2 separate regions of the Mus musculus genome follow, and region 2 is linked to region 1. Evidence: chromatin loops called from intact Hi-C (ENCODE). Cell type or tissue: gastrocnemius. All regions are shown on one strand. Each heading gives the region's core, and the rest is flanking DNA. Links, peaks and the distances in the headings are about the cores only. Region 1 overlaps Lrp2 (low density lipoprotein receptor-related protein 2). Region 2 overlaps Cers6 (ceramide synthase 6).

What was found. Hi-C counts contacts between places; a loop is a spot of excess contacts. Peaks named below come from ENCODE experiments on the same cell type or tissue, not always from the same donor. Only the 100,000 strongest peaks of a DNase experiment are listed, where the experiment ranks them.
Region 2: a loop joins it to region 1, with 10 times the contacts of the local background. A loop is called at or near these places in 10 of 42 quality-filtered maps.

The regions. Positions count from the first base shown.
Region 1 is chr2:69,422,230-69,433,674 of GRCm38, reverse strand. Lrp2 (low density lipoprotein receptor-related protein 2) reads left to right here. Exons shown (of 79, transcript NM_001081088.2): 72 at 583-673; 73 at 1,425-1,492; 74 at 1,641-1,758; 75 at 2,471-2,600; 76 at 3,311-3,412; 77 at 4,954-5,082; 78 at 7,633-7,704; 79 at 7,872-9,340. The coding sequence ends at 8,030. Among named protein-coding and RNA genes, the nearest start is that of Gm36393, 22 kb to the right of the region's middle. In gastrocnemius, for the core only: a CTCF peak has its summit at 5,334 (motif pointing right); a DNase peak (open chromatin) is centred at 5,335.
Region 2 is chr2:69,104,820-69,116,264 of GRCm38, reverse strand. It overlaps Cers6 (ceramide synthase 6), which reads right to left. Exons shown (of 10, transcript NM_172856.4): 9 at 11,106-11,262; 10 at 1,982-7,823. The coding sequence ends at 7,671. Among named protein-coding and RNA genes, the nearest start is that of Gm39840, 20 kb to the left of the region's middle. In gastrocnemius, for the core only: no CTCF peak of the experiment used is centred there; no DNase peak of the experiment used is centred there; H3K4me3 peaks cover 757 bases; H3K27ac peaks cover 800 bases.

The DNA of each region.
Region 1 (11,445 bases), core at 1,933-9,932:
GCCCCTCTGATAAAGGGAACATTGAGTAGAGACCTGTAGAGCCCAGAGAGTAGACAAACTCCTCAAATAGAATGCACATGCTCAACCAGGGAGAATGCTAGGGCCGAGCCAGGAGCAGGAATCCAGAGGAGGGTCCTCATCAAGTAAGGATATCTCTTGCTAGCTGTCCCTCGGGTGCTTGTGTGTCTGTCTGTGTCTGTGGGTCAACCTCTTGCCTTCTCCCATGCTGATGCTCCGGAGTCTTGGGTTGTAGTTTCAACCTGTGTTGCAATTAAACTCTTGGATCTAATGGTTCCCAGAAGAGAATCTGGAGACATAATGTATGTCCTGGCTTAAGCATCCCCTCATTGTTTAGAGGAGGAGAGTGCTATGAAGTTTCTCTCTGCAAGCATGTATAATTCCCCAAGATCTTATCACCGTTTAGGAAGTTCATTTGCCTTAGGGAGCAGGGGCTACCTTGGCAAGGTCAGCTGGCCTGACCCTCTGCATTCCCCATCTCAGTCCTGGGGGGGTTTTGCATGATGCAATGCTCTGCTGCGGTGTGTGGCTGACTAACCCATGCATGGCTTTTCCTTTCTGCAGCCAGTGAACTCCCCATCACCATGCCTTCCCCATGCAGGTGCATGCACGGAGGAAGTTGCTATTTTGATGAGAATGACCTCCCCAAATGCAAGTAAGTGTGACTCTCGGTCCCAGCTGTTGACCTTGATCTTTAAGGGAACCTGAGATCTCAGTATAGCTGGGAAAAACAAGTACTAGAGGCTCATCCAATTCCCCATTTCCCATCTAACCAGCTTCTCCTCCTTTGGGGGAATCTGCGGGAGGCGAGGCATCACTTCCCAAATCATAACTGGCATAACCCTCACCTGAAGATCTGGCTCAAATGCCTATGTGCATTCTCAGGGGTACTGCATTTCTAACAACTCTTGGGAATGCTGTGGTCATGTTGAAGAGTGAGGAGTTAGAGAGAGGACAGCAGTATGTCTCCACATGCCACCACCCACCTCGCCTGGGAGGATGGCTTAGGATATGAGAGAGCAACTGACAGGAGAGATGCTTTAATACAAAGATCATGACTAGTCTGGGGTGAAGAAGCCTGAGGGAAACCATCATTGCAGAGCAAGATGAATTGTCTCTTCCTCCTTGAAAGTGGTTGGAGGATGGCACACTGCCACCGTGTCTGCACTCCCTTTCTAAGGAAGAAATGCATGGAGCAGAGGAGCCAGTAGGCTTATGCCATGAGACTGACCTAAGTACTACACCACTGCTAGTGGCTTTCTAGAATGAGTGCAGAATAAGCAGATGTGGAGCAGTCTGCACTGCCTGCTCCTCATGCATCAGGGCTGCATTGCCTGCTCCTTATGCAGCACTGGATCAGGGCTCTCTCTGCCTCCAAAGATAACCACGTCTCCTTCTGATTCCAGGTGTTCTAGCGGCTACAGTGGAGAGTACTGTGAGATTGGGCTCTCGAGAGGCATCCCTCCAGGGACGAGTAAGTGTCAGAAATATGGTGACCTGCACCAGTCGCAGCCCCCCATCTTCCTTTTCACCCCATCTTTGAAGGGCCACTGGTGAGCCCCTCTAGCGCTTCCTTGTTTGTCAAGGTGCTGATGCTGGCTTTCCGCTTCTTCCCTCTGCAGCAATGGCTCTTCTGTTGACATTCGCGATGGTCATCATTGTTGGGGCTCTGGTACTCGTTGGATTCTTTCACTACAGGAAAACTGGCTCCCTTTTACCCTCTCTGCCCAAGCTGCCAAGGTCAGTTTCATTAGAAGGCATGTAATAAGCCTGTGTACGATGAATTTTTTTAGAAGATTGATAGCTCACCTGTTCTCATGATCTCAGGGTAGTCTTCATTTCTTTGCTCATTTTCTTTCTTTATTTTATATATGTGATGAGTACACTGTAGCTGTCTTCAGACACACCAGAAGAGGGCATCAGATCCCATTACAGGTGGTTGTGAGCAGTTGCCATGCAGTTGCTGGGAATTGAACTCAAGACCTCTGGAAGAGCAGTCAGTGCTTTTAACTGCTGAGCCATCTCTACAGCCCCTTTTTGCTTACTTTTATGAGGCAAGATTTATTTTTCATGTGTCCTCCACCTTGCTCTGGGACCACACGTATGAGCCACCATGTCCCTCAGTTGTGAGAACTGAGAGCATTCACTGTCAATCACTTCTTCATGGAGTTTCCCCTGAAGCTTGTGCTGCAGACCGTATTTTATCACGTAGGGCAGGAGAGGGCAGAGCTAGCTGTGGGTTGCTTGGCTTTCTTCTAGTGACCCCTAGTTCTTGTTCCGATCTTGTTTGGGCATGTGCTTTCATGTGCACTTGGGGAGAGAATTGCACATAGAAGACTCAGTAATATGGAAGGAAAGTAATCACTACAAAAACAAAACAAAACAAAACAAAACAAAAAGAAACAAAAAAAACCGTAATAACAACACAACACATGGCTTTGTTTCATTTCAGCTTAAGCAGCCTTGCCAAACCCTCTGAAAATGGAAACGGGGTGACTTTCAGATCAGGGGCTGATGTGAACATGGACATCGGTGTGTCTCCTTTTGGCCCTGAGACAATTATTGACAGATCCATGGCAATGGTGAGCACAGCCTCCGTGGGATCAGTTGAAGGCTTTCACTTACGCTAATTGATGGAAGAAACTCTTCTTACAAGAAATAAAGCTGACCTTGGGGACACTAGCATGGATACAGTCTGTGCTCTGTAGGCCTTTGAAGGAAAATGGCTCTACCATGTAACAGTTATTCAAGGATAGGCAAGGAGCTGACTTTTTCTCGCTCCGTGTATAGAACAGGGACTTGTCTACCTCTTATGAGAGCCAGGTGGCACAGTCTGGGATGGGTCTAGGACAGCTTTGACCTCATGGGGGCTTTCTGTAATCTAGAAACCTATTTCCAGTGCTTTGTCTCCACCTCCAGTCACCTCTGCCTGGAAGAACAGTGTTCTCCATGCTGCCTTATTTCCCTGTATCTTCTTCCACTACCTCCCTCTTCTTCAGTATTCCAGCCCAAGTGCATTAAGTCCATTAAAGGGCCAGAGGGATTCAGCTATAGGAAGAGGATTTGTGCTTTCTGGAGCAGATGCCTTAGTTCATTTTTTACTAGAAGAAACAATAGTTTGTTACTTAGATGCCCCTGGGTCTCTGAGGCTACTTTCTCCCGCCTACCCTCTCTAAGACCTCATATTTTGGGTGGCTTTGTGAAGGTGTCTGGTGTACATCCAGGTATGAGGGAGATGCCTTTCTGTCTGAAGTAGATCAATGGGTATGACCTCTCTCTCTCCTCCCGCCAGAATGAACAATTCGTCATGGAGGTAGGCAAGCAGCCTGTGATATTTGAAAACCCAATGTATGCAGCCAAAGACAGTACTTCCAAAGTGGGCCTGGCAGTGCAGGTGAGATGTCTGTCCCACGATCTGTTTTTAGCCATCGTGGTTGCTGGGTCTTTCTGTGTTGCAGAATGCAGGCCTCTAACCTGCCCTCCTAATGGGAGGAAGCACAGTGGCCTGCATCTCAGCTTCACCATCCACAGTCACGAAGCTGCGCCCGGATACAGCCCTGGGAATAGTCAGAGCCCTGTGTCGTGGCAGAGATGTGAGGCTTAGCAGCCATGCTGGGGGGTGTTCACTGTTCTCAGTCATTCCTAGTCACCCGTGCCAGAGCAAGGGGTATGAGTCTATTAGAGATCCTGGAGACATAGGGCCCTATGACAGAAACAGGGAACTATGTCATAAATGAATGGCTGAGAGACGGTATTATGAGGCTGCTTATCTGAGAGGGCTAAAGTGAGAGGGACGGCCTGTTCTGAAGAGTATAGAGGTCTGAAGTTAAGATTTGCTCCGAAGGCTTATTACTCTGTACCTGTAAGAGAAGCTGGAAGGAGAGGCAGGTGCTTTCCATTAGCCTGGACTAATGGCTCAGCGCTGGTTCCCGATCCATCAGCTTTTGGCCTGTCCTTCCTTTGTCTATGCAGCTACAGGAAAGAGCTATCAGTGTTTGCTAGTGATTTCCGATTCAACATATAGTATATTTTAATATGAAGTGATAGAAATATTTTTCAAAATGAGCTCTTTCTTAAGAGCAAAAAGATTTGAATCTTGAAAGAGTCTCGTCTGCTCTTTGATAATGTATCGTGGGATAGAGATGACATCTTGTCTGGTATTTTTCACATGAAATAAAGTGAGGCCATGCATACAAACAAAATGGAGAATGTAAAATACAAGGAGTATACTGACTTCCTTGTAATATCTATTCAGGGTGATATGGGTTTAAAGAATAGCTGCGTAATTATGTGAATTTGACAAAAAATAGAAAAGTATTAAGGCTGTTTGCTTACTGTTTTTTAAAATTCATCCTCTTTTAGGTAGTCCTCAAATTTGCTCATTTTATTCCTTTTGCTATTTATTTATTTATTTATTTATCTTTGGAGACATAGTCTCACTGTGTACCCCAGGCTGGCCTCAAACTTACAGATATTTGTTTGCCTCTGCCACTGCTTGGATTAGTGTTGTAGCTACACACCTGACCACACTCATTTTTTTCCTTAATATTCAAAGAGGATTCTGTGCACTGCGTCTGTGTGGCTGTTACTTGGTGTTGTTACTTAGCTAGCACTTGGTTGCCAGTATGCAACTGGAACACCTGTTATTACAAATTATGGTCAAGGTGGGAATGAAGGGTGTAGACAATGTAGCAGGGGTTACATCAATGAGTGTGTGGCAATGAGGGGTGTCCTCGCCTACCACATTTGATATCTTAGGTGACTTAGTGGTTGTTGCACTTATTTGGGGAAGGTGGAAGTGGCATTTAGTTTACAGCTGCTAGTGTCACTTATCAGATTGAAAAGGTACGTGACTGTGTCTGTGGGGGATAAGGTGGCAAACAGAACCCAGATCTACTTATTCACATATTCATTTCTTCTTTCAAAACCGTGTAGGGACCGTCAGTAAGCTCACAGGTGACTGTACCAGAAAATGTGGAAAACCAGAACTATGGAAGGTCCATAGATCCTTCTGAGATAGTTCCAGAGCCAAAGCCAGCCTCCCCTGGAGCTGATGAAACTCAGGTAATGATAATTGACTCATGAAAAGAAATTTGCAAAGAACTTGGACATTTCTGAGTTGATGCTAATCCACGGAAGACTACGTACATACAAATGAAAACAAAATTGTAGATTTAGTATGTCTTCATGAAAAGGACATAGAATCTGGGACATTCACACAACATGCACAGTAATGTGCTGAGGATACATATAAAAGAGAATGCACCTTTCCAAGTTGCTCTTAGTGCCTTACTACCATTACCAATGCCGACCACCAGGTGGCACAATTTTATTACCTTGTCCTCTGTGTCCAGCTACACCTAATTGTCCATCCAACCATCCCACAAGCATTGCTGTATTACCGTGCCAAGGAAACTAGTCCAGGAGACAAAAGTCCTGCTTGATGAATCTTTCTTTATCATATATGCTATATCTTCACATATCCTAGAATATTTGGGATGCAGTTTAACAAGCACCTTTGAAATGAAATTGTATAAAATGGACAGTGTGCTGCTAGCTTTAAAGAACGTGCGTTTAGCTATCCCAGATCTACATGCTGGATTCTAGACACTCATTTTACCCCTGAGAACTGTAGTCCTTACCAGTTCCCTTCACAAGGGGATCCATGGGCAAATTGGAAATGATAGCACTTCCGGATAAAAAACACTGTGAGACATTTAAATGTTCCTGGTCCTTGTGCAGAGAAACTCAGTGGTGTGTTCTTTAATTCAGTGTGGCTGAGAGAAAAAAAAATCACCTCTTACATGTACACATGCATAGACATGCAAACACACACACACACACACACACACATACATACACAAACACACACACACACACACACACACATACACAAACACAAACACACACACATACACAAACACACACACACAAACACACACACCATAGAGAGGAAGATTTTGGTTCACTGTTTTTCTAGGGACTTTTTTTCTCCTTAAGCTACATTTAAAAGTGGACATTGAAGATTTGTTTTCCACAGCCACCAGAATACTTGAAATATCAAATGTTCAGTCCCTAGGTCTGGCTGTACTCCAAGGCAGTGTCTGGTTTACTTCTTTATTCTTAACATTTCTTTCCAGTCAATTCTCGATCTTAGGGACCTTTCTTAGAGGTAGCTTGGTCTGTAAGGAGAGGCAATGTGGCAAGAAGCTGTTCCCTCCCCCCACTCCAGGTCCCAGAAACAGAACGGGCATGGGGGTTTGTTGGGAATGCGAGTCAACCTTCGCCAATTGCAGCATAGCTCCATGCCTCCGTCTGTGCTGCCCACTGGTTCTTGCACTGATCCAGGCCGAGACCTTCCAAGTTCTGCTCCCCAGCGTCTGTCCAGAGATCCTGTATCTGTGACCCCCGGACACTAAATTGTCACTTGGCTCAGCAGAATCACTTGCTTAGGTCACCGAGGACACGAACTTCCAAAGGAGTCTCTCAAGCTTAGATTTCTTAGTAAATATACAGAGAATACTCAGAATTCAGACCCCGTCACTCAAACCTGTCATTTCCCACAAGTTGCATGGACACACATTGGATCTCCTTTAGAGACGAGGACGGCCATATTCCTCTTGTTAGCAATTACTTAGTTGCATGGAGCTATTGCAGACCAAGACAATGACTTAAGGTGTTGGCCTTCTCTACTTAACTTCACATTTCCAAACATATGGCTCTGACTTCCTTCTCCTTTTTCCTCTGTTTGGTGACACAGAGAGTGGATGTGTGGGTTGGGTGAGTGGTCTTGCCTTTCTTCCGTAGTCATGTGCTCCTGGTACCAAATTTCCCACCCATCCTGCAAAACACATGGGTTACTTGATCTTCCATAGGGGGAACTTGTTAACCAGGTGGCCAACACTACAACCACTCCATAAGGTGGGGCCAACTCACTGGTGTGTGAGTGACTGGGGTTTTCTCTTTGGGTTCTTCAGTACATAGGCCTCTCTGCTAGTCTACCACACTTTAGCTATTTGTCCTGCTGTGACTCAGTGTGTCATACAGGAGGAACAAAAAAAACCTGCATCAAAGGATTATTGAGATGAAAACAACCCCACAAACCTTAAAGCAATTCCCGATGCACAGCAAACACTCAGTAAATGTCAGTTGTTGCAGATGATGGTGATAGTGATGGTGATAGTGGTGGTGGTGGTGGTGATGATAGAGGATGTGTCGAAGTGAGAGGGATATTCTGGCCAAGACATAGTTTTGGAAATAAGAGACATAATTTGGGTTTTCCTTGAGCTTCTAGGCTGCTCTAGAAGTCTGCCTCTGTCTTAGTGTCTTGTATACTCTGTATCTGACTGGCTAGATGGCAGTCTTCTAGATGGCATGAGTCCAGATTCTCCATCTGCACATTTTACATTGAGGAAAGATTTTGAAGTTGTTACATAAAAACACCTGAGAGTCTTAGCTACTGTACAGGGACAGTTGAATAATATACTACTTAACCCACACCCTTAAGTTAATATGCTTTCAATAGAGTTTAAAAACCTAGGAAAAGACACCTATAAAGAAAACAAAATAGAAAACTCCATTACTGAAAACCGTCCATCTCCTCTTTCTGTTTAGGGCACAAAATGGAATATCTTCAAACGAAAACCCAAGCAGACAACGAACTTCGAAAATCCAATCTATGCAGAGGTAACTTTTAATCCCTGTTCTAAGTACAGACATTCATTGTTTGGCTAGGTTGGGCACACATTGAGGTTATTCTGGACAAACTGACCAAGGTTAGTCCTTATACAGAACTGTTTATGATCATGCCGGGAACATAAAGCCATGTCATCCATGTCTTGTTGTGGTTGCAGATGGACACTGAGCAAAAGGAAGCTGTGGCTGTGGCTCCCCCTCCATCTCCTTCTCTTCCTGCTAAAGCTTCAAAAAGAAGTTCGACTCCAGGCTACACTGCCACAGAAGACACCTTTAAAGACACCGCAAACCTTGTGAAGGAAGACTCTGATGTATAGCCTTGCCAACTCTCTAGGGAACATTTAGACACTCACTTTTGCACATATATTTTTTACAGACAAATGAAAAAGAAGTTAACATTCAATACTTTATAAAAAAATATATTTTTCTCTGTTTGCCTATAATTGAAGGTGTGTCGTGTGTCTTTTTTACTGATGCCATTTCCTATTTTTACAATTATCATGAGGTACTGTGTATATCTTGCACTGATGTTGTCAGGAGGTGATGCTGTGAATATATTGTACTTGTGTAAATTTCAGAAGGATTATAACATCTCTGCCTCTGCTAATGAGAGTGCCTGCTGAGTGGGGTCGCTGAGCTGAAGAATAAATGATCTGGTGAGGAAAGGAGTTGGCTTAGGGCTTTGGGTCTCTCTAGAGAAGAGATAGTACTCATGTTTCCTTTGAAACAATCTAGGAAGAAAGCCCTTTAAGCTTCATTTGTGGGTCCGTTTTTACATGTCAGCACTTAATCAATAATCAATATTCAACATTACGTGTCAACCTGATTAGTAAGTGTACCAATAGGGGCCAGTGTTGGCTTCATACACTGTAGACGCTTCTGACCACACAGAAGGTACACAAAGTGATTCAGTTGGACCCTTCCACGTGCCTCTGTCTTCTAACCCCAGCTGTGACCCTAATTGCCAAGTCAACATCTGTATCTGCCATGTCACGTCCCACACTGAGTTTCTGTTTCATTGAATGAGCTCTTGCTTGACAGACCTTAAATCAACCCTTGCCTGGCATCTCAGGTGTCACCTCCCTTAGTGACTGGAATTCTGGAGCTGACTGACTAAAACCAAACCTACTTCATAAAGTAGGGTGCCAAACAGATACCAGTTAATCGAAACCTCAGCTGGGTGTTTGGCTCTGGGTGCAAACTGTTATTGTATTGACTATTTATTTCCTCAGTTGACGACGAAAAGAAAGGGAAAACATTCTTACTGAGCCTTTTTCACGTCTTTGCCTAAAGCTGTACGTTTGTGTCAGGATGTACTGTATGTCCCGGCTCTTCTGAGCAGTTGCTGAATTCTCTATCACAGGAACCATGGCACGAGCGTACATTTTCTATAGCAAGTAGCATTCCCGGTTTCTCTGTGCTAATATTGCACGTGTGTTAACGAATGAATGGAAGGGTGGGAGAGTGGATGAATGAAATATACTACTGATTATTTTATTCTCAAGTCCTCGAAATATTTTGTTGCTCATATTTTGAGTACCGATTGTAATTACTTTGATTAGAAAAGAAAAAGCTACTGGAAATGATGCTGCTGGAAATTTCTAATAAATGTGTATTTTATCAGATGGCTTTTGGGTCTCTGACTCCTTCTTGAGCCTTGGTCACAAGTTGCTTGAAACGGTGCTTGGTTGGTGACTTAGTTAGGGTTTTACTGCTGTGAACAGACATCATGACCAAGGCAACTCTTATAAGAACAACATTTAATTGGGGCTGGCTTACAGGTTCAGAGGTTTAGTCCATTATCATCGAGGCAGGAGCATGGCAGCATCCAGGCAGGCATGGTGCAGGAGGAGCTGAGAGTTCTACATTTTCATCTGAAGGCTGCTATCAGAATACTGACTTCCAGGCAGCTAGGACTAGTGTATCAAAGCCCATGTCCACAGTGACACACCTATTCCAATAAGGCTATACCTCCTAATAGTGCCATTCCCTGGGCCAAACATATATAAACTACCACATTTGCTCTCTGTCAAACCAATTCTTCAGTGTGTGTTTGAATGGAGACTATTATGGAGACAATCCAGGCTTCAGATTTTAACCGGATCCTTGAAAGGATGCCCACGTCTCGTCTGAAGATGAGATGGAGATGAGAAAAGGGTGGTGTTTTATTGTCCTGGTGTCCTTTGCATTTGAAATGTCACCGAGTGGAGAATGGAACCACAGGTGAAATGTACATTTTCTGGATGCTTCTAAGAACATTCTTGTTTCAGAAAAAGGTGAAGAGCTCCTTTGCACAGTTCCCAGTGTCTAGCCCCAAAATGAAGTGGATGTATGAAGTTATTCTAGTTCCAGTTTCCAGACCCAGCTATACAAGACACTTAGTTTCAGACACTTAGTTTCTCTGGAGCCTATTACAAATATATAGTTTTTCTGGATGAACTTTAAAACAACAATGGGAAGCCCTGGTCACTCCCTGACAATGTGCAGAGTTTTACTACAAAGAAAACAAAAGTGTCCATCTCTAAGAGCATAACTGTGTATTTATTGCTTCTAATTTTTGATTGTTTCTTTGCCAATTTGTAAAAATTATACCGGGAGGGACACTTCAGTTGTGCAACTCCTTTTTGGCACAGGGGTTTTGCCAGTTTCCTCACACTTTAAAGGGCTCAAATTCAGTCCATGAAGAGCAATGGGACTTTATTTGTAACACACACACACACACACACACACACACACACACACACACACACACACTCACGCCTGCATGCACAGAGAGTTGCATAGATTATGGTGCTAGGCTTTGGACAGAGGAATCCATGACTCTGTCGTTGTTTAGTGTGGAGGCAGACTCCAGTCTTGGGTAAGCATTATTTATCCTATAGCCAGTGAACTTTGGCTGAGTGAGTATGCCCTGTATGTACCCTTGAACCCCCCAGACTGCTACCTAACTCCACCTTTTCTCTTACAAAGTTAGCCGCTTCCTTTATGAATCTGATTGGAAATATTTGTAAGTTCTGGGTACTATAAAGTGTCCTCTGATGAGATAAGGAGTCAGGGATGTCCTTGCACCCCCTGGGACTACCCCCGGACTTTAGAGCAATCTGTGACACAGAACACCGTAGAGAGATTCCATGGAAGAGAACTTTTTTCAAAATCCTAGGTGATAGGAAGGAACCATTTTAGTGCTAACTTAATCCCCTTCCTACTCAGTAATGTGTAAGGGGAGAAAAGACTGCTCATGGCCCAGTATGCAGGAAAGATGCTCAGATCTGTATTTTTACGATGGTAAATATTCTGGAGAGCCTCAGGAGTATTCCAGGAGAGGGCCCCAGTGCCAGAGTGTACTGGAGATAGGAATGTCCTGAGCTGTTTCAAACAGCAAAGCCTTTGGTTCTCCGGGTCAATCAGATATTGGCCAGTGATGATGCCCACAGGGTGGGGCAGCATCTTAACTGGGGCAAGCTCATTGAGAGGCTCTCCTCTGCAGCTGGGAGGGCACTTAGCATTGCAAAAGAATCCGGAGGGAAACTACCAAGTCTGAGTCTTTAACTTCCATCTAAGGATGCATGGCATCCTTTGTTTTCTGGACTGGACCACAACAGAACAATTGCCTAGTTAGGATTATATTGTGTTTAACAGCAGATTAATCTACTGTAAAGACCTGGCTTTACCTTTGTCAGATTGCTTGACCAAAGACTAACACCAGAGGAAGATTGCATCTCTTCTCTGGTA
Region 2 (11,445 bases), core at 3,446-11,445, 320 kb after region 1:
CAGAGTCCACATGCTCTCCCCTCTATCATCTTTCTGTTCTTGTTCCCTAACAGATGGAGTTTTCACTGCTGATGGCTCATGACTTACAGCTCTCTCCTCACTGGCCACATTTCCTTTTGGCACAGAATGATGTGTCTGCCACATGTATTATGCTCTGTGATGGACCGTGTCCTAGCTGAAGCTCAGACGTCCTGGTGTGGTGCTGCCCCAGTGCTTTGCTTTGCTGGGTGCAGCGAGGTGCTCAGTCCTGTAGCATGCCTCTGCTGAGCCAGCATGGTGGCTTTCCAGCTGAATCCAGCCAACAGATAGCAGAGACACAAGGGCACTTGCTCACTAACCAGGTTTACAGCCCTCACAGCATGGCCTTTCCTCTATATATCCCCCCACCCCACCCCCTCACTGGCATCTCTTACCAGCACAGGAAAGAAAAATGTCTTTTCATATTTCCTAGATAAGGTGTCTTATTGACATTGGTTTGATCTGGTAATCCAGCTTTCACCTCTAAAAATAGTCCTTTTCCTTGACTCTTCAACAAACTTAACCATCTGACAGTGCTTTCTGGCTTTCACTTATATAAACTTAATGGAATTTAAATTTTTCAGTGCTTGAGGAATGGCGTAAATCTGTGAAAAGCACTCTGGCATCACTGTGACAAACCTGTTGGAGATAAGCACTTGAAAGGAGGAAGAACTTATCTTGGCTCACTGTCTTAGGGGGTTCAGTCTGTGCTGGTTTGGTTCCATGAACCTGGGCAGAGCATCATGGCGGTAGGAACATCTTGACTTCTTGTCAAGAAGGAAGCAAAAAAGTAGGGGACTGGGACTAGGTGTGATTTTGAAAAGCTTGCTCTGAGACCAAGAGCCACTCCTTCATCTATGTCCCATCTACCAAGATGGCACTGCCACATAGAAACCAAGCTTTTCACATATAAACTGGAGAGGGACATTTCATATCCAAACTCTTAACTTGTGTGTTTTCATGCTTTAGTCTTTGGGGATAATGAAGACTGTAGATGCCAAGGCTCCAACAGCCCAATGACTGGTTCTGAGAGCCATTAGTATTCTAGTAGGTCCTGGTGCCTGGTCCCTCTGCTTTGTCTTCTTGACCTCATGGAGTGTTGCTGTCACTGCTACCACTCTTCTGGATAAAGCAAGGTCAAGACTGGTAGAAAGAGAATCAGGGGGCAGAAACATGTGCCTGCGTTGGATGTGGTTGTCTTAGCAGGAAGGGGTTTGGGAAACCCAAGTTGTATTTTGGCCACTGGAAAACATGCTCTTAGCATCGCGGATCGGCCTCTTTAGAACAGGAAAAGTTCATAGCTTTGCAATGAGTGATTTTTCTTATAGTTTGTGTTTCAGAGAAATTCTGGTGACTTCGCTAGAGTTACTGTGTGAATCGGATCACTGTTCAGGATGACATCAGTATTGCTAAGATTTTTTTTTTTCGAAGTGGGTTTTTAAAAATATAATTGTGGTGTTGTCTAAGTGCATTTCGGTGCTATCTGATGCCTTCTGAGATCCTACATGATGTAAGCACAGATGCAAAAAAAAAAAAAAAAAAAAAGGAAAAAAGGCCCAGAAATGCAGAGCCCGGATCCCAAGCTGATGCAAGCTGTTCTGAGGCGCATGCACAGAGACGGGCTGTTTCCCATTGTGCTTTAGAGATTAGCTATTGATAGCTCCTTCACGATTTGGGAAAAATCAGTATCCTCTGATCCATTTAGGTTGCTTTCTCTAGAAACCCTGTTTCCAGAATGGGGTGTTACCGTGAGATTTAACACTGAAGGCTTTGCACCCTAAATTTCAAGGAGACACTTTAGCATATCACAAGACGATATAACAGTATTTCTCAATGGTCACAACGCCTTGGAGAATCATTAAGAAATAACCGGATGGCTGAGCTCTGACACAGTCCCACCCAGAGATGTTGGATGTGTTCCCAATTCAGCTGGTCGATGCTTACAATAAAGGACACTCATGCTGTACTCTTAATGTTTATCTTTATTATGAAAGTGTTTCCAAAGTAAAATGATCCTCATAATAACAATTACTTCCAAAGATCAAGAACGAGTAATTATATTCCCATATAAAAAATCAGCAAAAACACAGTGACAGTACAGAGTGATTCTAATTGGCTAATGGCACACCATTCCACTTCTGACAGATGCTCACGCACCGAACTATCTTTAGAAAACAAATGAGGTTCTGTCACTTATTCTAGTCCCCAGGGAAAGCTGGAAAAGAGAAACAAACCTCCAAATTAACCACCATTCCTTTCTCTGACAGCTACAGGCCATGAAGGGAAATGACTGGGACTTGGGCACAGGAGTGATGAGAACTGTGTGCACAGGGGAATTAAGCTGGAGTGTGGTCCACACTTATGCTAATTAAGCTTTGAGCGAACGTTCCAGAATCATAATGTAACCATTCCAGAGCTTTGTAGCTTTGCAGCTAACACTAAAAAAAAACAAAAAACAAAAAACAAAAAACAAAAAACAAAAAAAACCCAAACAAACAAAACAAAAAACCAAAAAAAGTTTCACATTAAGGAGAGTTTTACAGTTTATGACATTTATCATAGGTAAAGAGAATAAAAATATGAATGAAATCAAAATTTTCCACTGAGCACAGAAACTATGGTGACTGACGCTGTACCATGGTTCTCAGAAGACACACAACCCAGGAAGCTAAGTATTCGTGGACCTGTGTTAAGGAGACAGGTGTACATGGGCACACCCTCTCCCACCTCCTGAAAATGGCACCAGACAGAGAAGAAGGGATGGGAAGAGCTGATCTAACAGTCATTAGTAAACTGAAAGCAGAAAAATGTTAGCATCTGGCTTTCTTTTACCAGAGTTCCAGAAGCCTAAAAGGCCGTGAGTGAATGAGCTAAAGGAGACCAGCTCCAGGCTAACAGCGCCTCCTCATCGCTTCCCAGCAATCCGAGAGTGCCCGATTCCATGCAGACACAGTAACTCACCCTGTGGCCCAGGCTTTTGCAACTTCTCGGCATTGGTGGGAGTCTCAATGCACGCACCTGCCCATGCATTCCTGTCACTTGGCATTGGTGGGAGTCTCAATGCACGCACCTGCCCATGCATTCCTGTCACTTGGCATTGGTGGGAGTCTCAATGCACGCACCTGCCGATGCATTCCTGTCACTTGGCATTGGTGGGAGTCTCAATGCACGCACCTGCCGATGCATTCCTGTCACTTGGCATTGGTGGGAGTCTCAATGCACGCACCTGCCGATGCTTCCTGTCAAAGGCTTTGGGATGCATCAAGTCACAAAAGCCTGCAGGAGGCGAACCTTCTTATTCGGGTGTCTACGTATCTCATTACTTATGGTGACTTACGTTCTTCAACATGATTTTCTCCATGAAAAGTGGCTGCTTTTGAGTATTGGTGGTTACAGGAGTTTCAAGAGCTTTGGCTAGGGCTCCCCCACATCTGCTTGGCGCCTCCTAGGGGTGGGTGGGTGCTATGTACACATAGGTGAAAGGAGGGCCCTCCTTTAGCCCATCAGTTCATGGAACTAAAATGTGATTGGTAGACTATTGCTAATTAGCTCACAGCATTTGGAGAATGGCACAATCTCACCTCTGGAAGAGAAGCTGATAGTGGGAAGCATACATGTAAGGAAACAGTCTTGTTTCACTTTAAGAACGTTTATGATCATTCCTGACAGGGGCAGCATACTTGAAGGCACCTGCAGTAGTTAGAGCCCTCCACATTTCTTTCTTGCTACACAAGAGCCAGGTGATCACTATCCCCTCAGGGCGACTCTGGTCTTGTTTGATGTTTTTCTCCTTTGGGTGTTAGAACCATTGCAGGGCTATGACGACTTATTGACTAAGCAGAAATAAGCCGAAGACAAGGAAAGTGAAAGGCAGGTAGGAGCCTTAGTACCACAAACATTACACAAAGGGCCAGCACTTAACTTCTTATTTCCAAAGGTGTTGCGGCCTCTCTGGGTTAATGACATCATCTCCCATACTGATAAATGGCCCACATCCGTACCTTTGGGCTAATTCTACACACTATTTTTCTTCTTCAAATTAAGGAAAATACTCAAATATCCAGGCAACTCTGACATTGATTTACCCCAAAATGATTAGTAATGTAAACTGGGTTGGAGGCAATGAAAGGCACCCATTCGTTCTCTCAGAAGAACTGGTCAACACAGACTCAGGGGAGCTCCAATGTCCTTTATAACAACGAAGTCTCATTTTTCCTTAGCCCAAGTAACAATGAGATTTAAATGCAAGGTGGAAGATTCAGACCTTTCTATCTAAAGTGAAGGAAAGGCAATACATTTGCTCAAAAAGTATAGGCCTATGTCATGTCACAGCAGGGACACATTTTTGTCACTCTGCGAACATCAATAAGTGTACTTACACACAGCAGACAGTACCGCCTCTGTACCTAGGCTATGTCATCACCTTTTGGGACCATGGTAGCACGCAGTGCTTTTGCTAAGTGTATGACTCAGACAGGAGTTTACCAGTTTGAGACTCACCTACCATATGGACTAAAGATGACTGGTCTTTCTTGGTCCGTGCCTTTGCTGCCTTGTTCATCAGCATTGGACGCCAATGACACAATCTAATGATAATTTGGGATATGCTCTGTCTGGCAGTTCAGCAGACATTAGAACCATGGGGTTAAATGGCAATCACTTGCACTTTTACAATGAATACTCGAATGACCCACAATACTGATCCTTGCAGTTGCTCCTCTGCTCTCAACATCCACGGGGCCGAGTCTGCGATAGTGAAGTGGGTGTGTCCTATGTGTGGCAGCAGATGCTCCAGGACCTGAGTCTATCTCAGGGAGCTCTGTGACTGAGAGGCTGAGAGGGCTTTGCTACTCTCAGCTGGTGCAAAGCAAAACTAAAGAGAAGGAAAGTCTGTTTAGGACATGGTTGAATGCGTTCGTTTTTTTTCTAAGGAAAGGAATATGGAGGACGATGATGAATCAGTAATCATTTAGTTTTACCAGTTTTTGGAGAAACATACATATGCACACATAAATCAGACACGGCTATATCAATTACTGACTCTAGGCCAAAGTCTACTTGATTTCCTACTTTCCCCCCCACTAAATCTAGGTAAGCTATGAGAGTTACTTTTTCTAGAGTCCTTTCTACACACACTTTGGTACCCTGGGGAGTTTGGATGCAACCAGGAAGGAGGAGACATCACCACAAGCTATGCTAATTACCAAAATCACCACTTAGAACTAACCTAAAGCTGGATTTACAAGTCAGACTTTCTGAGAGCTATGGCCTGCCATATGTGGATACGATTCCGCGGACAGTGTCTGTTCTCAGTCTTATCCGTCCATTTTTGGGAGAACATTAGACAGAGATATTAATATTCTATTCCAGAAAAAGCCTACAAACTCCATTTCAATTAGCCAAGCAGAATTATTTTCTCACAAAGGTAATACGAAACAGAAAAATCAACAGACACGTTGCAGACTGAGCCAACCTAAAGGTGTCAGTCAGAAAGCGTGCCCCTAGTCTTCCACAGTAACTTCCGTGGAGAAGATGAGTTAGAGCTGCCTTTGATATGGACAGGATCAACTTACTTCATTTTTATATACCTCTTCTGAATTTACAGATTGATCTTAAAATTCTTCTGTGCTAAAGAGTGTCACATGGTTCAAATACAAGTACACAGTGGTTGTCAAAACCATCTCATACCTGGGAGGATGAGCCCAGACATTAACTAGAGATGGGTAGGTTCCTTAGCTTAGCTGATGACAAACTTTCACTGTCTCAACACTGCTCTTGGTTTTCATCCATTTGTATTTGAGCAAATGCTCTGATTACTAACAGTACCTCCCGTGTCTTATCACTGGTCTCACAAACCCAAACACTCAATCAAGTTTCACTCCTAGACATATAACTGTTTTGGCTAATATATCAGCAAGGCTCAAATCACACAGTCACTTGCACTGTCTTCTGTGGTAACAACTAGACATGCTTCCAAGCTTTGAAAATTATTGTCTGGACCATACCAGAAAATACTGTTTTGTAATTAGGTGGAGGAGGATTTAATATTGCAGTGAGTTCTTCGGGAGTCTTCTCTTAACAATTAACTCACAGGCTTCAAGGTATGGGTATGCAGATTTAATTTAAAAGAACCAAATGGAGTGGGGGTGGTTCTGAGCAGGACCGTCATGCACTGTAATGTTTTGCTATTGGTTACTCAGCGCTGACTGGTTTGGAGTCCTGTTTTAGGAGATGTTTGACTCACGAGTACTTGTAATCCCATTCAGTTTCCTTTTTACTGAGGATGAGATGGGTCTAGTCCTCGGCTCATCTGTGTGGTTTCTGTAGCCGAACAAAAGTAACACTGGCTGCAGGGGGTGGGGGTGGGTGAGGGCTCATGACGTATTCTTTGGCAATTTTCCCCACAGCTGTTGCTGCTATTCTCCAGTAGAATTTTTTACTGTTTTTCTGGAAATAGCTCCACTTGAAGAGAAATTCACAGGAGCCCTCACAAGTCGTCAGAGCAGTAAATGGAACAGACTTGTCCTGTGGGGTGGATGTTTCTAGCAACAAGAAAGTCATTATGGGATGCATTTGAGGAGGAAGGCAAGGGGTTAATTGTCTTTCTCTCATTCGATTTATTTTACTCAGCAAAATACAAAGTCTAATACCAGATAGGGCTTTCTCTTGAAAGCTGGTTGCAATAAAGTGCTTTGCAGGGAAGGAAGTCTTTGCCAACTCCCACAAGACTTTTTCTTTTCCTGCCTCAGAATATTCGGGGCTTCCTCTTTTTTATACGTCAGGACAGAAGACTGGACTAATAGGGTAGAAGTCATGGCAAGACCTGGTTGAGGGCAGTGGCTATCCTTACGAGACTCCCAGAACCCAGTATGTGGGGCCCTTGTATCTGGGAACTTATGCAAGAGATACTGTTTCATACTCAGAACACTGACTTCACTGGAGGGCAAAATAGCTTTGTTACCAACATAGTCAACCCCCGACAACCTACCACAGAAAAGAAGTCTCATGTCTGTGCACAAGAGACAAACCAAGGCGGTTTCCTGTAAAATTCTAAAGTCCCCCCATAGCCACTCTCTTTCATCTGATCACCAAGAGTGGCAAGGAAAACACCTGGTTCACCCTGTTTAGACTCACGTGGGGCAATGGTCACCAACTGTATGGGCAAATAGAAAATGGGTGCAGAACAGAAGGAAAGCCAACCTACTGGGAACTGTGTGAGGATCTGGCATGGGATGTTCCTTGCTCTAAGGGGTAAAGAAAGCTGATGCTCACGGCACACTGGACCACAACGTGGAAAAGGGGCACACACAGACAGGACATCCTTACTGTCAATCACGAGCCCAGAGAATGAAAGGAGTGAAGGAATCCTCGTTTGTCCACAGATTTACAAACAAATAAAAAAATAAATAATATCCTAAGACAAATGCAAATACTGTTCCCTGTGTCAGTTACATACAGCATGCCTACATAGAAATAATGGATTTCTTCATTCACAGACAGGACACATGGCAGTACACTATTCAGAATGCTCCAAGAATCCTAATTTTTTGTCTCTGGTGATGAGATATCATGAAAGGAACTGCATTTGCAACTTATTAAATACTTCCAGGAACAAACAGTTCCCTTTGTTCAGAACTTATAGTTTTGGGTAGTTAATCATCCACGGAACAAGGACCAGTGAGGAGGTACCCATTGGTACCGCTGGTTCCGTTGGTGGTTGTTGAAGAGTGTGGTTTCTTCCCTGGAGGCTCTGAGTCCTCATCATCTGAGCTAGATTCAATGTCACTCCGGTCATCCTTGGATACCTGCAGAATACAAAGATGGGAGTGTCACCAGCTTCCTAGGACCAGCAGGGTTGGGCGTGCCCAGCAAGCAGCACATGCAACCGCACATGAAGATGAACTTATTCACATGTTAAAGAAAACAGATAAGAGCACTGTTCTGGTAGCAAGGTCCCTTCTTCACAGCAGGAATGCTTTGTATGACCGAGTTGGTTCTGAGTTTAGGCGTCACAGAGCCTGAAGGGTAGGCAGCCTTCATCAGAGATAATGTTAGACCATGACTCCTGCCCTTAACCACAGTGATGGTGGCATCTGTACCATGAGGATGGTCCTTTAGGAACTGCACCCAAACAAATCAATTTATTCAATAATGACTACATTCTTATTGACAATTATTTAATGTTAACTCTCAATTACTATACTAATAGAGATATTCACACACTAGCTCAAACCATTGCTATTTGGGATTGTAATTCATTCTATATTTAATTCACATTTCTTTTCTTTTCTTTTCTTTTTTTTTTGCTAAAATTACAAATGGCACTGGAAGACATTCTAACAATCCTCTAGATGAGATAGCTTTTAACATTTGCCAGGAAAAAAACTATAGGCCAGATCATCAAAAATTCTTTATTATGTGCCAATTTCTTCAATCTTCCATTAGTTTCATTAAGTAATATGAACAGGAAAATAAGATACTAGGATATACATCTGCATGTTAACATGGAGTACAGAAAAAAAAATCCTACAGTGTGGCAAGTAAGTACTTTATTGATTTTAAAACTGAAATAATTTGAATTCTTTCCTACATAACGCTAAACTATAGCCAGCATTTTAACCTAGAGGGCCTTACGAGCTTCAAGTAAGTGCACTGGTTACTTAACTAGTCAATTTTTATTTTGACACCAGGTCTCACTGTGTAGCTCAGACTTGCAGAAATCTTGCATAAGCCTCCTGAGTCCTGGCATTATATGTCTGTACCAACACACTCAGCTTCATTTGACTAATTATTAAGTTGGATGCTCAGAGGAGCCTTTTGACCTGGCTTTATGAAGCCTGGCCTTCAGTGATCCTCTAGGGGCGGGGCTGAGAGACAGTCTCAGTTTCTCAATGGCATTTCTAAATTACTGAGACTGAGGGCTTCTCAAATCAGATCTTCTCTGCACAATTAACAAATGCAGCAACTCGAGGGCCTTGGGATCTACTACTGGGAAGCCACTAGGGACCAGGGACATAATCATTTCTAGGTGTGTAGAGATGGGGAACAGTAAAATCGGAAAGCTACTGTTCCAATCTAACTAGCGATGACCTAAATATCACACACAGCTAAGCCTCACCCCAAAGCCCTCTGAGGTGAGAATGAATTCATGTTGACAATGTCACTCAAAAACAAAAGAGAACAACAATGCACTTAAGATACTGAGGCAACAAATGACTGGGGGATAAGAGTATTTCAGCTTAAAAGCATGAGTCATAAAGACGTATTATGTAAGTTCCATTATATTTATAAATCTATTAGTTTCAAATTAATGTGCTAGTACAGGACACCAGATGCAGAGAGTATTAATTTGCATGCCTAGTAAGTTGATTCTAAATTACATTTGGAAAAACCCACCATTATGATACTGTCAAAGAAAAAGGGGGGAATTTAGAATGTCACAAAATAACCCAGAGGAAAGAGCCCATGGACGAGAGGGCCCTTTCTGTGTTAGGTTTAAGCACCAGGGGCAGAGGACAAACCCTGAAGCCAGGGCTGGGGAACGTAATTAGTGATCATTCCTTCACAAAGATGACGGAATCACAGTTAGAGGTAAGACGACAGGGCCGGTGGAAAGGAGAATGCCATAAATACAAAAATAATCTAATCTACTGCACTCACTCTCCACCTTTAGTTATTGTCATGCCCCAGGACGATGCATGCTGATTTAATTTATATCCAAATGAGAAGAAACCTGAGTTCAAGCTAGGCATGGTGGTGCATCTGGGCATGCAGGAGGCACACAGGTGAGTTCAAGGCTGGCCTGGTCTACAGATTCAGTATAGTTCTCTCTATACAGAGAGACCCTGTCTGGAAAAATTTAACAACAACAACAACAACAACAAAAAAAAAAAAACAAAAAAAGAAAAAAGAAACATGGATTTATTTTGAAGAATAAGAAGTCATGGGGAAAAAATGAACCTTATCTCCTATGAAATTAATTTGTCAAAATACTCAGGATTTATATATATAGATGGTGATGCTGAGGACTGGCCTTATAGATCATGCCAGGTTGCTCAGATGTTTCCTGTGGAAGGAGCTGAGTTTGTGGACCGCACCGAGGACAGAGGGCAAGTGCTACTCTCTGTTTTCTGCAGATCCGGACATCTGTAGCCCAGGTCTCCTTTCCGCACTGCATGGATCGACTGGCTTACTTCTCTCACCTCACACTGATCTGTTTCAGTGTTAGCCAACATGTTAGGGACCAATAGAAAAGAACAAGTCCCTTCCTGTTGGATCAGCAAGATTCATTTGTTCCCACAAAAGGCAGTGATGAAACTCTCCCTGATACCTTTTGCAGACCATGGAACCTACAGTGGCCACAAAGCCCCCAGTAGTGTCAGTAAGTTAGACGGCAGGAAAACGGCTGGAACAAAGCACCTGTGCAACCCTCCAGCAGGCAAGTGTCACCCCAGAAGGAAGAGAGAGGACGAGAACTTACATGCAAAGGGTTCCACTTCCCAGCCTTCCAGGATGGCAGGAGGAAGAGAACAAACAATGAAGTAAGAAACCAGTGTGGAGAATGATCTGGAAATGTCCCTGCTCGGGACGAAGGGGCTGAGGCTCTGGAAGATATATTTACGTCAGCCTCTCGATTCCATTTTAAAACAGACTTAAGTAAGTTTTGTAGGAAAAGTTGCAGATGTATTTATTCCTTGTTTTGAGAGAAAGAACTACTTCAATGTGCACATGACACCTAGCAATCCTTTTAACAAAAGGAAATACATTACTAAATCAAATTTCTGCTCAGCATAAATAATCAGAGAACATTAAAGAGACAGGGAGAAAAAATTCCACAATAAATAATATGCCATCATTAAATGCTAAATTGTAAATACAGATCTATGGGTATCATCATCAACAAAGCCAACAGAGAAACTTTTTTAAAAAAAAGAACCAACGAGAAGGAAATAATTCAATTTGTGTTTCAAGGAAGTTTGGGAAGAAATAGCACCGATTTTGATGAAATCAGAAACAAGTGATTTCAGAGGAGCCAAAAATACCCTGACATTTCTGGGACGTACTGGAGAGAGTGGGTTTTAACTTACCTTGCCTTTTGAAACAGTTTTGCAAGCTATTTTTACAATCAGGTAAGACCAGAAGCAGTTCAACCCTTGTAGTAACAAGAGCAGCAGGTTAAAAACCCACCAGGAAGGGTAGGGTCCGACGATCTCCCAACTTTCAAATAATGTGGTATTCAACACCCTGAGGAGGAGAAGAAAGGCATTACTGAACACAGCTGGTTCTCAAAGGAGTCCTACTGATTGTGATGGAGCACAAGGTCAGCAGACTCCCCCAGCTGCCTCCTCCCTTCCAGGGGGGACAGCCCGAAAGAGAAGCAGGCCCGAGGAGTCATCTCCTGCTGTAGTGCCCTGACTGTTCCAATTG